Regions from separate parts of the Homo sapiens genome. Here region 2 is linked to region 1. The links are chromatin contacts, found by POLR2A ChIA-PET in ENCODE. All regions are on one chromosome and are shown on one strand. Each heading gives the region's core, a stretch centred on a gene start or an enhancer-like site at or near the end of the contact. The rest is flanking DNA. Distances are from core to core; before and after follow the strand shown. Region 1 overlaps SLC38A4-AS1 (SLC38A4 antisense RNA 1). Region 2 has its middle 15 kb from the start of LINC02156.

Region 1 (6,271 bases), core at 2,327-4,826:
ACAACACCAATTGCTGGTGAGGATGTGAAGCAACAGGTACTCTCATTCATTGCTGTTGGCAATGCAGAATGGTACAGCCACTTTGGAAGGCAGTCTGGCAGTTTTCTACAAAATTAAACATACTCTTACCACATGATCTAGCAATCACTCTTGTTCGTATTTACCCAAAGGAGTTAAAAATTTTTGTCTACACAAAACCCTGCACATGGCTGGTTACAGAAACTTTGTTTATGATTGTTAAACCTTGGAAGCAACCAAGATTTCCTTAAGTAGATAAATAAATAAATAAACTGTGGTACATCCAGATAAAGGAATTATATTCAGTGTGGTCCCCCCAAAATGAAATACTTAGATATATATTTAACTAAATATTTACAAGATCTATTTGAGAAAAACTATAAAACTCTGATGAAAGAAATCAAAGAATTAAATGAGTGGAGAGACATTCTATGTTCATGGATAGGGAAACTCAATATTGTCGAGATGTAAGAATCTAAAGATCAACATAGGTCTATTGATTGATTTAACAAGCCATCAATCAACCCATCTGAAAAGGCTATATACTGTTAGATTTCAACTATATGACATTTTATAAAAGGCAAAACAATGGAGATAGTAATATAATCAATGGTTAGGGAGGAGGGAGGCATGAAAAGGCAGAGCACAGAGGATTTTTAGGACAGTAAAACTACTCATTGTGATACTATAATGACAAATACATGTCATTATACATTTGCCCAAACCTATAAAATGTACACTACCAAGAGTGAACCCTAATGTAAACTATGAGCTTTGGGTGATAATAATGTATATTTATCAATTGTAACAAATGTACCCTGTGGATGGATGCAGAGAGGATGTTGATAATAGAGGAAACTGCATATGTGGGGACAGTGAGTATATGAGAAATCTCTGTATCTTCCACTCAACCTAACTAAAACTACTCTAAAACTAGTCTATCTTTTAAGAAAGTATCTTAGAGTGATACACAATAATTTCTAACATCACTATCAAATTAGTAAAAAGAAGCACCAACACTGGATGTTTGCATTAAAAAAATTAAGTGAAGCTTAGAGAATACATTTAAGCCTTAAGGTGAAGTGCAGAAAGAGTTAATGGGAAAGACTGGTGTCTGGTAGTGCCCCATCTTTTGTTGTTGTTGTTGTTGTTGTTGTTGTTTCTTACTCACTCTACCTCCATGAAGAGCACCTAAAGACATATTTAGTAGCCAAGACTAGTCAATAATAAGTTTCTATACTTGCTTGTTTTAAATTAGAAACAAATTGGTACATAGAAAAGCTAATATTGATATAAAGACTTTGTTACATAAATATGAGCAATGTCCACAAGCCTGAGATGGTAAAGTATGACCCATAACTTCTCTTCTTCCAGATGATCCCTGGAGCCTTTTCTGAAGAATGCACACTTATCCTTGCCTCCACCTCAGTCCGAGAGTAGGGTTCACCACCTTTCTTGACACAATGTCCACCATTCAGGTGCTTTTCAGCCTGCAGTAGTTTGGTCTTCTAACTCTACTGGGAATTGATTCAAGGCAGAAATGTGCTGCTGAGTGTCTTCCTGGTGATATGGATGAAAACAACAAGTTTTGTGGGGATTTATAGTTATCCTCTAAACCATTTCTTCTGTAAACTACATCACTCCTTTGTGGGGAATGGCCAGAAACAATCTCAGTCCCAACTTTTATGGGAAAAAGAATTTCCTGAGTTACTTCTGAAGTGATCTCACTCACATATTATGTAGGAAAAGCTTTTACTAAGCTTTACATAGCAAAAATGTTGGTCATAAAAAACATGCTTACCACAGACAAACCTCACTTCTAAAAAGCAACACCAACATTTCAGCTTCAACCCTGATGACCTCTATATCTCACATCCCTTCACTTATACTTTCTTTGCACTGTATGGCCAATGCCTCCCCAGCCCTAAATACAAAGCTTTCTTAATCACTTTCACACCTACCTGACTCTCATTCTGAGAGATGGCAGAAGCCCAGTATTTCTAGGCTTATTGTAATGCTAGCAACGTTTATTGTAATGACAACCAGTTTCAATAAGCTACCAGTTGACATGTCAATTCCTCTGAAAACACTAATTTTGACACTTGGAATGATTTAAGGAGAGCACAAGAGAATGGAGGAAATGAACCCATCTTGAAGCCTGGCCATTGTGACAGCCTCTCACTATGTGACAGTCATTTCACACAGAGTGAGTTCTAAGGTATAACACATCTTCTTTTTTTGTTTTTTTTTTTTTTTTTTGAGATGGAGTTTCACTTTTGTTGCCCAGGCTGGAGTGTAATGACACAATCTCAGCTCACTGCAACCTCCACCTCTCGGTTCAAGCGATTCTCCTGCCTCAGCCTCCCAAGTAGCTGGGATTACAGGCATGCACCACCACACTTGGCTAAATTTTTGTATTTTTAGTAGAGACGGGGTTTCTCCATGTTGGTCAGGCTGGTCTCGAACTCCTGACCTCAGGTGATCCACCCACCTCGGCCTCCCAAAGTGCTGGGATTACAGGCATGAGCCACCATGCCCGGCCTGGTATAACACATCTTCCAAGACAAGACATCTGTGGGAGTCACTAGACAGCCTCTGGTGGGAACAAGAAGTATTTCAAGAACCAGCTTCATCATAATTGTCCTTCAGTGACTCTGCACAGAGCCAAAATATCACCTTTCTTTACTCCAGAATAGATGGCCCCTCCTCCAGTCACTCCTGTCAAAACTCTGTACTCCACACCCTTCCCTAGGATTCCTCCAAATCCTCACAATCAGATAAAAGCACTGCCTTTGCTCAACCTCCATAGCATTATGTATCTATTGGATATTTTAAATATTCAATTTGCATTACAAATGTGTAATTGTTTAATCTCTTTATTAACTGGTAAAAAGGCAAGAACATTTTTTTAACCACCCCAGGACCTAGTGCTATACCTTGACCTAGTAGGAACTCGGTATTTGCCACTACTAAATACAGATGGTCTGCCACCATCACCAGTATGTTGCTAAGATTAATATTTATTTTTATTATCCTAATATATTTGAAAGCTTCAAAAAGAGACAGTGTAATAAATCCCAATACAAAAATTTGCTAGGATTCAATTAGAGCTTTTATGCTTTTTTTTTTTTTTTTTAAAAAAAGATTACTTAGTCCAAAAATCTAGGATCTAAGGATTTTTTTATGTAAGTCATTGGATGTAAGCAGAAATATGTAATATGATAAAGCAACATTTAAATTATTAATAACAATTAACCATAGTAGAACAGAGTGCTTTTCTTTTTCTGCCACTGAAATGTACATTCTGTCCCTTTAGAGGATGGTTATGTAACATGCCATTGAAATCCTACCTGCCCCATCTCAAAACTGGTAGGGTGCCTGCTTGCCAACTCCAAATGTCTTACATTTCTTCTTCTATTTCATCCTAAGAATTACCCAGTCATTTTCATCAGGCTTCCATTCCAGGACTCCTCCTGTAGCCCAATGTTGCAAACAGGTGCAGTCAGCAAGGGTGCCAAGTGACAGGAGCCAATCCTGGAAATCAGAGTTAGAGAATCTCTCTCTCTCGCTCTCTCTCTCTCACACACACACACACACACATATGTACACACACACATGATACCCAAGCTAACCACAGTTATCAGAATCACTGAGTTGTGAAAATAGTTCATTTTGCAATCACTATGTTAATTAGTTAATCATTGCAAAGATTAGCGATGGTGACAACCTTTGGTTTGTGCTCCTTTAAACTAGTTAACTATGGAATGGAAAATCAAAATCACAGCTGAAAATGTCAGAGAGAGTTGCCTGTTTTCTTCACAAACACAGAGCCATAGACACTTCAACAACAAATGATTCCAGTGGGGCAATAGAGAAATGAAAGGCAGGATCACACGAGATTGGCTTCTGAGGTACCCACCTCTCCCATGGGGGCCTTAACTCTGATTTCTTATTCAGTGGGCCTGGGGATTTGGTTCAATCTCTTAGTTACACGGATGAGGTTATACAGATGAGAAGAGATCCATGCAGCACACACATCCTGGGAGCCTACAGAGCCAGTGCTTCTGAAACAGTGAGGAAATCAGGGGTTGCTCAGCAGACAGTTTGGGAGGAAGCAGGAAGCCAGGAACACTGAGTCTTATTCATTTTCTTTAATGCAAGGTAGTAGAGCACATAACAGGGCAGGAGTTCTCCAAGTGTGGACCCCAGACAGGACCAGCAGCATCAGCATCACCCTCAAATGTGTTAGAAGAGCAAATTCTTGGATCCTACTCTGGATCTATTGAATCACAAATTCTGGAGTTGGAATGCAGAAATCTATGTTTAAACAAACTCTTCAGATGTTTTTGATGCATTCCAATGTTTGAGAACCCTGCAACAGGAGATAGTCAGTAATCATTTGTATTGCCTTTTGAGAAAGCTCAACTTGCTTCTAGATATGGGTGGACCTAGATCTGGAAACTCACTGAAGACCTCACTGCCAATAGACTGTGAAGGTCATAGTGAGAATTTGAGAATTCCTATCTCTTTCCTATCCAGAGTAACTGATCAGTTCTCACAGTTTCCAGGAATGGACATCCCGCTGAGTTCCCTCCATTAGGACCTGCTGTGGGACAAAGTTGCCTACATCATTATCATCATCACCATCACCACCAGCATCATCATCATCACTGCCAACATTTACACAGTGGTTGCTATTTGCCAAGCACAATTATTAGAACTTTATAAATATTTATCCACTTAATCTTCACACACACACACACACATCATGAGGTTGTACTATATTTGTATTCTCCCCATTATACAGATGAGGGGACTGAAACAAAGAAAGATTAAGTGATCCTTCAATAATTTCACCACCCCTAAGGGTCAGAACAGGGTTTTGAACCCAAGTAAACTGCCTCCTGAACTCTATTCATGAACTCTGCACAAGAAAGGCAACCTAGATAGTGGTTGAGACCTCCTGATTTGGAGCCAGGATATCTGGATTTTAGTCTGGCGGCAGCACTTACTATTATCGGTCATCTATTAATTGTCTGGCCTCTAGTCTCACCCTTTCCTAAAAATCCATCTTCCAAATGCTAAAATAATTATCTCTCATATGCAAATATGTTCTTGCCATTATCCTTCTTAAAATTTTTCCATTACTCATGTTCCCTGTAAGATAAAATCTAAACATACTTTGCCATTAAAAAGGAGTAACTGCCCACTCATCCTGCTTCATCTTCTACCATTCTTTCCCACATGCTAAGCCTCAGCCATCCCAAACACCTCACTATTCCTTGAATAAGCCAGCCCATAATTCCTAGAAGGAAATTTCCTATCATCCAAAGTTTCTCTCACTTGGAAAATTCCTAGTTACTTTTAGTTTTGGCTAACCACTGCTTTCTCTGGGGAAGCCTTCCCTGGGTGCCCCCTATACAGGCATACAGCATTCTTTTCTTTCTGCTTTCATTAGTCATATCTCCTTCATCACAGTGGCCCTGATATTGCATTGGAATTACCTGCCTATCTCTCCTGCACCTATGAGTCTTCGAGAGCAGAAACTGTCATTTCATCTTCATCATAGCCCCAGTGCATATCGTAAGTGCAAATAAATATTGGTTAAATGAATGAATGAAGTTAATAAGACCAGTGCACCCTCTCACTGCAGGGAAGGCAAAAGACAAGGTTAAAGGATAACTAGAGAGACAAATGAAGTAGTAATGAAGTGATACTAGTTGGTGTGAGATAATGCTCCAGGAATCCAATGTAGAAACAATGAAGCAGTCTTAAGCACATGGTTGAACTTGATATGCTTCATTTCCTCACATGACATCACTCAGATAGCTTCAATTGGGCATCCAATCTTAGGAATCATTTAGCGGAAAATATCTTTACCTATCCAAAGATTTTTTTTTAGTAACTGGCACAAAATTTTGAAAGTCCCAATAGGATTTTCCTATCATGGCTGTGGAAAGGGGTTCTCCTGATGGATGTTTAGCTCAAAGCTGCAGTGATGAGAGGGCTCACCCCAAAAATGACCATTCACAAAGGCCACATGGAGGAATAAGTGGCAGCAATGGCTGTCATGAAAGAAAAGATCTGAAACTTATCTGAAGATATGAGAAGCCCAGACTTGAATCTTTAACCATCAAACATCTATGTCTTAAACTAAAAAAGATTTTTTCTTAAACTTAAATTTTCTTTCACTAAGAATAATATGAAACTATCAAAAATACATCTAGTATTTCATTATAGTAGCTTGCATGGT
Region 2 (6,584 bases), core at 4,043-6,542, 770 kb before region 1:
CTGTTATGTGTTATCACCTTCTTACATACCATATAAGGTGTTTTAAATTTTGTTTATTGTCTGTCTTCCCTTATTAAAATCTAAGGGTATAAATTCTCTGCTGTGTCTCTAGCAACTAGAACCATGCCTGACAGTAATGCTCCAAATGAATCAAGCATAAATTCTTTCCCTCCTTTATTTCTCTGCTCTGTAGATGTTCTAAGTGTCACTAGGCTGCTGGTTGGGTGATCTAGCACAGCCTCAGCCTCAGGTCTCAGTGGGTTCCAGGGACAGGTGGTAGGTCCCACATTTGCCAGGAATGGAGATCTGATGGGTACTGATTGGGGATTTGAGGGATGCTGTGTGGGCAAGGACCAAGACTGAGTCTGACAAAACTCATGGTGGGATTTCCATATCTGAGACAGGATGGTAGTGGACACTTTAAATTGGGCCTTTTCTAATTGTACCCTGAAGTCAACTGCTTCTGTCCTTTTCAAGTTGTACCCTGAAGTCAACTGCTTAGTGTGCCTGCTAGCATCAGGGCCAGCAAACCTGGTTTCATTTTTTTTTATTAATTTCAACTTTTATTTTAGATTCAAGGGGGAAATGTGCAGATTTGTTACATGGGTATATTGCACAATGCTAAGGTTTGGGGTATGATTGATCCTGTCACACAGGTACTGAGCATAGTACCAATAGTTATTGAATCCTTGCCCCACTCCCTTCCTCCTCACTCTAGTAGTCCCCAGTATCTATTGCTGTCATATTTACGTCCCTGAGTACCCAATGCTTATTTAGCTCACACTTGTGGGAATTTGTGATATTTGTTGTTTTTATTCCTGTGTTAATTTGCTTAGGATAATGGCCTCCAGCTATGTCTATGTTGCTGCAAAGGACATTCAGTCTTTTTATGGCTGTATAGTATACCATGGTGTATGTGTACCACATTTTTATTATCCAGTACACCATTGCTGGGCACCTAGGTTGATTCCATGTCTTTACTATTGTGAATAATGCTGTGATGAACATATGAATGCATGTGTCTTTTTGGTAGAATGATTTATTTTTCTTTGGGGATATACCCAATAATGGGATTGCTAGGTCAAATGGTAATTCACTTTTAAGTTCTTTGAAAGACCACCAAACTGCTTTCCACCGTGGCTGAATTAATTTACATTCCTACCAACAGAGTGTGAGCATTCCCTTATTTTCTCAGCCTCGCTGACATTTGTTGTTTTTGACTTTTTACTAACAGCCACTCTGACTGGTGTGAGATGGTATCGTATTATGGCTTTAATTCGCATTTATCTAATGATTAGTGATGTTGTATCAGTCCATTTTCATACTGCTATAAACAACTGCCTAAGACTGGGTAATTTATAAAGGAAAGAGGTTTAATTGACTCACAGTTCAGCATGGCTGGGGATGCCCCAGGAAACTTACAATCATGATGGAAGGCAAAGGGGAAGCAAGGCATCTTCTTCAAAAGGCAGTAGAAAGGAGAAGTGCTGAGTGAAGGGGGAGGAGCCCTTTATAAAGCCATCAGATTTCATGAGAACTCACTGTCACGAGAACAGCATGGGGGAAACCACCCCCATGATTCAATTATCTCCACGTGTTCTCTCCCTTGACGTGTGGGGATTATAGGGATTACAATTCAAGATGAGATTTGGGTAGGGACACAAAGCCCAACCATATCAGATGTGGACCATTTTTTCATGCTTGTTGGCCACTTGTATGTCTTCCTTTGAGAAGTGTCTGTTCATGTCTTTCTGAATGGGGTTATTTGGTTTTTGTTTGTTCAATTGTTTAAGTTCCTTATAGATTCTGGATATTAGACCTTTGTCAAATGCATAGTTTGCAAATATTTTCTCCCATCCTGTAGGTTGTCTGTTTACTCTGTTGATAGTTTCTTTTGCTCTGCAGAAGGTCTTTAGTTTAATTGGGTTCCACTTGTCAATTTTTGTTTTTGTTGCAATTGGTTTTGAGGACATAGTCATAAATTCTTTCCAAGGCCAATGTTCAGAATGATATTTCCTAGGTCTTTTTCTAGAATCCTTATAGTTTGAAGTCTTATATTTAAATCTTTAATCAATCTTGAGTTAATTTTTGTATATGGTGAGAGGTAGGAGTCCAGTTTCATTCTTCTGCATATGGCTAGCCAGCTATCCAAGCACCATTTACTGAATAGGAAGTCTTTTACCCGTTGCTTATTTTTGTCAGCTTTGTCAAAGAACAGATGGCTGTAGATGGTGGCTTTATTTCTGAGTTCCCTAATCTTTTTCATTGATTTATGCATCTGTTTTTGTACCAATACCATGCTGTTTTAGTTACTGTTGCCTAACCTTGTAGTATAGTTTGAAATCAGGTAATATGATATCTCTGGCTTTATTAGTTTTGCTTTGCTTTGGCCAGTCAGGCTTTTTGGGGATTCCATATGAATTTTAGAACAGCTTTTTTCTACTTCTGTGAGTAATGACCTTGGTAGTTTGATAGAAATAGCATTGAATCTGTAGATTGCTTTGGGCAGTGTGGCTACTTTAATAGCCACGAGCAAGGAATGAGTAAGAAATGTTTCTCATTTGTTTGTGTCAACTATGATTTATTTTAGTAGCATTTTGTACTTCTCCTTGTAGAACTCTTTCACTTCTTTGGTTAGATGTATTCCTAGGTATTTTAGGGTTTTTTTTTTGGCTACTGTAAATGAAATTACATTCTCAATTTGTCTCTCAGTTTGAATATTATTGGTGTATAGAAATGCTACCAATTTTGTACATTGATTTTGTATCCTGAAACTTTACTGAAGTTGTTTATAAGTTCCAGAGCCCTTTTGGCAGAATCTTTAGGGTTTTCTAGGTGTAGAATCATATCATCAGCAAAGAGAGATAGCTTGACTTCTTCTTTTACTATTTGGATGTCTTTTTTTTTTTTATCTTACCTGATTGTTCTGGCTAGCACTTCTGGTGCTATTTTGAATAGCAGTGAGGAGAGTAGGCATCTTTGTCATGTTCTTTTTCTCAAGGGAAATGCTTCCAGTTTTTTCCCATTCAGTATGATATTGACTGTGGGTTTGTGATAGATGGCTCTTATTATTTTGAGGCATGTTCCTTCAATGCCTAGTTTGTTAAGGGCTTTTACGATTAAAGGATGTTAGCTTTTATCAAAAGCTTTCTCCATGTCTATTGAGATGATCATACGGCTTTTGTTTTTAATTCTGTTTATATGGTGAATCACATTTATTGATTTGCACAGCTGAACCAACCTTGCATCCCACGAATGAAGCCTACTTGATCATTGTGAATTAGTTTTTTGATGTGCTGTTAGATTTGGTTTTGTTGGATTTGGTTAAAGTTATTTTTGTCTATGTTCATCAGGGACATTGGCCTGTAGTTTTCTTTTTTTCATTGTGTCTTTGCCAGGTTTTGGTATCAGGGTGATGACGGCTTCACAGAATGAGTTAGGGAGGCATCCTCCTCCTTGTTTTCTTGGAATAGTTTCAGTAGAATTGGTACCACCTCTTCTTTGTACATCTGGCAGAATTCACCCAACTGTGAATCCATCTGGTCTGGGGCTTTTTTTGTGACTGATTCAATTTTGGAACTTCACATTGATCTGTCCAGTGTTTCAACTTCTTCCTGATTCAATCTTGGGGCCTTGTGTGTTTCCAGAAATTAATCCATTTCCTCTAAATTTTCTAGTTTGTGTGCACAGAGGTGTTCATAATAGTCTCTGAGAGTCTTTTGTATTTCTCTGCGAAATACAATTTCTTGTCTTTTAGAATGCTGAAAATAGGCCACCAGCCTATCTTGGTTGGTAAGGTTTATACTGAGAAGTCTGCTGTTAGCATGATAGGGTTCCCTTTGTATGTGATCTGATCTCTGTCTTTAGCTGCCTTTAACATTTTTTTTTCTTTAATATTGACCTTGGACAGTGTAGTGACTTAATTTCTTTGTTATGTTCATTTTGAATAGTTTGTCACAGATGTTCTCTGGATTTCTTATATCCAGATGTCTACCTCTCTAGCAAGATTAGGAAAATTTTCTTGAATTATTTCCTCAAATATGTTTTCCAGGTTGTTTACTTTTTCTCTTGTCTCTCAGGAATGCCAACAATGCATAGGTTTGGTCACTTGACATAATTCTATATTTCTCAAAGACTATCTTTAAAAAATTCTTTTTAACAAAATTTTTGTGTAAGTGGGTTAGTTCAAAAGACCAGTCTTCAAACTCTGAAATTCTTTCTTCTGCTTGGTGCAGTCTATTGATAAAACTTTCAGTTGTATTTTGAAATTCCCTAAGTGAGTTTTTCAATTCCAGAAGCTCTGACTGATTTATTTTTAGGATGTTTTATCTCTTCTTTCATTTCCCAGATTACTTTAGAAGTTTCCTTGTGCTGATTTTTTTTTTTTTTTTTTTAGATGGAGTCTTTCTTTGTCACCCAGGCTGGAGTACAGTGGTGTGATCTTGGCTCACTGGTACCTCCGCTTCCCAGCTCAAGTGATTCTCCTGCCACAGCCTCCCAAGTAGCTGGGACTACACACGTGCGCCACCACACCCAGCTAATTTTTTGTATTTTTAGTAGAAACAGGGTTTCACCATGTTGGCCAGACTGGTCTTGAACTCCTGACCTCAAGTGATCCTGCTGCCTTGGCCTCTCAAAGTCTTGGGATTACAGGCATGAGCCACTGCACCTGGCCTGTGTTGATTTTCAACCTTGTCTTGGATCTTATTGAGCTTCCTTGCAATTCATGCTTTGAATTCTTTATCTGTAATTTCTGGGTTTCCATCTGGGTTAGGGACCATTGCTGGAGAGCTACTGTGATCTTTTGATGTTGTCACATTCAGATTTTTCATGGTTCCAGAATTCTTGCTCTGATTCCTTCTCATCTGGAAGTGCTGGCACTTCTAATTTTTGTAATTATTTTTGTGTGGGTAGGATTTTTGTTTTTATTTCTTTCCCTATAAAATTATTGCCTTTTCTTCTTTTTCTTTCCCTTCCCCTCTTCCTACACTCTCTAGATATTACACGGGGCTGTGCAGTTAAACAGACAAGCCAGTAGATGTCACTTATGTGTAAGAGCTGGTTGTGGCCAACATGGCTGGGTATATACCCGATCCTTGTTTACTGAGAGGAGCTCTTTGTTGCCTCAGGCAATGGGCTCATTTATGGAATGCACAGTGGTCTGAGCTCTCTTCTCAGCTCCAGGGAATGGAGGGGTGGGGCAAGATGGGTGGAGCCGAACTTGGAAGGCCCAGTTACACGTCCCCTGATGGCAAGCATAAGCACCAGTGCCAAAGGAGAATCCAGTGGGCTGCCACCAAGTTTCTAGAGGTGTGCCTAGGCATGGAGCTAGGAAACCTCCTCAGCCCCAAGTTCTCTGGATGGGGATGGGTGTCAGCCTAAACTCCTAATCCAGGAGAGTGGTGCTCCAGGGTCCTGAAGATCTCCCTGGCCATGAAGCAGAGAAAAAGTCCCCTGCACCAAGATCTCTGTACAGGAGGGGTGGGGTGACTTCAGCTGCTGAACCAAGCAAGAAGGTGATTTGAATGTCTGGAGATCTGCTTGCAGTGGAGGGGGCCCTACTGTACCACAGTCTATGCACAGGAAGGGTGGGGGTGGCTCAGGCTGCTGAACCAAGAGAGCAGGTGCTCCAAATGCCTGAAGATATGCCTAGGGGTGAAGCAGGGAGAGCCACCTGCACCAGGATCTCTGCACAGGAAGAAAGGGCCAATTAGACTTCTAGTCCATGCTAACAGGTGCTCCAAATGCCTGCAGAGTTGCCTACATGTGGAGCAGAGAGGGCCCTATGAAACTTGGTTTCATTTTGTCATTGGCAGCTGCTATGGTTTGGGTAGGATTTGTTTGTTCCCAGCAAAACTCATGTTGAAATTTGGTCCTTGTCTTGCGGGGTTGGGAAGTAAGCCTGTGGGAAGTACTTGGTCATGGAGGCAGAGCCCTCATGCATGGCTTGGTACCCTTTTGTTAGTTAGTAAATTCTTTGTCTGGCCAGACTAGGTTCATTGCTGAGAATGGATTTCTTCCCTTGAGAATAGGTTGTGGTAAAGCCAAGATGCCATTGGGCTCTGACTTTTCATAATTCCCCTTTGACCTTCTCTACCATGTTTGGACCTACCATGTGGCTCTCACCAGAGCAGATGCTAATGCTATGCTTCTTGTACTTCCCAGCCTGCAGAACCATGAGCTAAATGAACCCCTTTTCTTTGTAAATTACTGGGTCTCAGATATCCTGTTACAGCAACACAAAACAGACTAAGTGAGCAGCACAGCCACCCTTTGTGATTCAGGGGGCAGATTCTCACCTTCAGCAAATCAGTTTGGGGATGCCTGCAGGAGCTGTCAACAAGGAAGACAAAGAATGTCAACAAGGAAGACAAGGAAGACAAAGACAAAGATATCTCGGGTTCCATCCTTTCCATTTTAGCTAGAAAAAAAAAGAGAGAAGAAGATGTATGGTGAGATACAGTTGCCCCATATGGGTCTTTTAAGAAAGAAGGGAAGTCTGATTCAGTGAAAGTCCCACAGTAATTCTGAAAGGCTAGGCCAAGTGCTGGCTTCTGTCACAAGTGTCCTGACAGCTACCCCAG

What was found. ChIA-PET counts read pairs that join two places held with the same protein, here RNA polymerase II (POLR2A).
Region 2: POLR2A ChIA-PET joins it to region 1 with 10 read pairs in activated CD4-positive, alpha-beta T cell. The contact joins two enhancer-like sites. POLR2A ChIA-PET finds 5 or more read pairs at or near these places in 2 of 52 experiments (activated CD4-positive, alpha-beta T cell and activated T-cell).

Annotation. Positions count from the first base shown.
Region 1 is chr12:46,627,341-46,633,611 of GRCh38, reverse strand. The region is part of intron 3 of SLC38A4-AS1 (SLC38A4 antisense RNA 1); the gene reads right to left. Among named protein-coding and RNA genes, the nearest start is that of SLC38A4, 200 kb to the left of the region's middle. Within about 2 kb of position 3,576, at least 3 of the 41 ENCODE cell types and tissues checked have a DNase peak (open chromatin) inside an H3K27ac peak, as active enhancers do.
Region 2 is chr12:47,396,324-47,402,907 of GRCh38, reverse strand. No RefSeq gene overlaps it. Among named protein-coding and RNA genes, the nearest start is that of LINC02156, 15 kb to the left of the region's middle. RefSeq lists a silencer at 5,071-5,120. Within about 2 kb of position 5,292, at least 2 of the 41 ENCODE cell types and tissues checked have a DNase peak (open chromatin) inside an H3K27ac peak, as active enhancers do.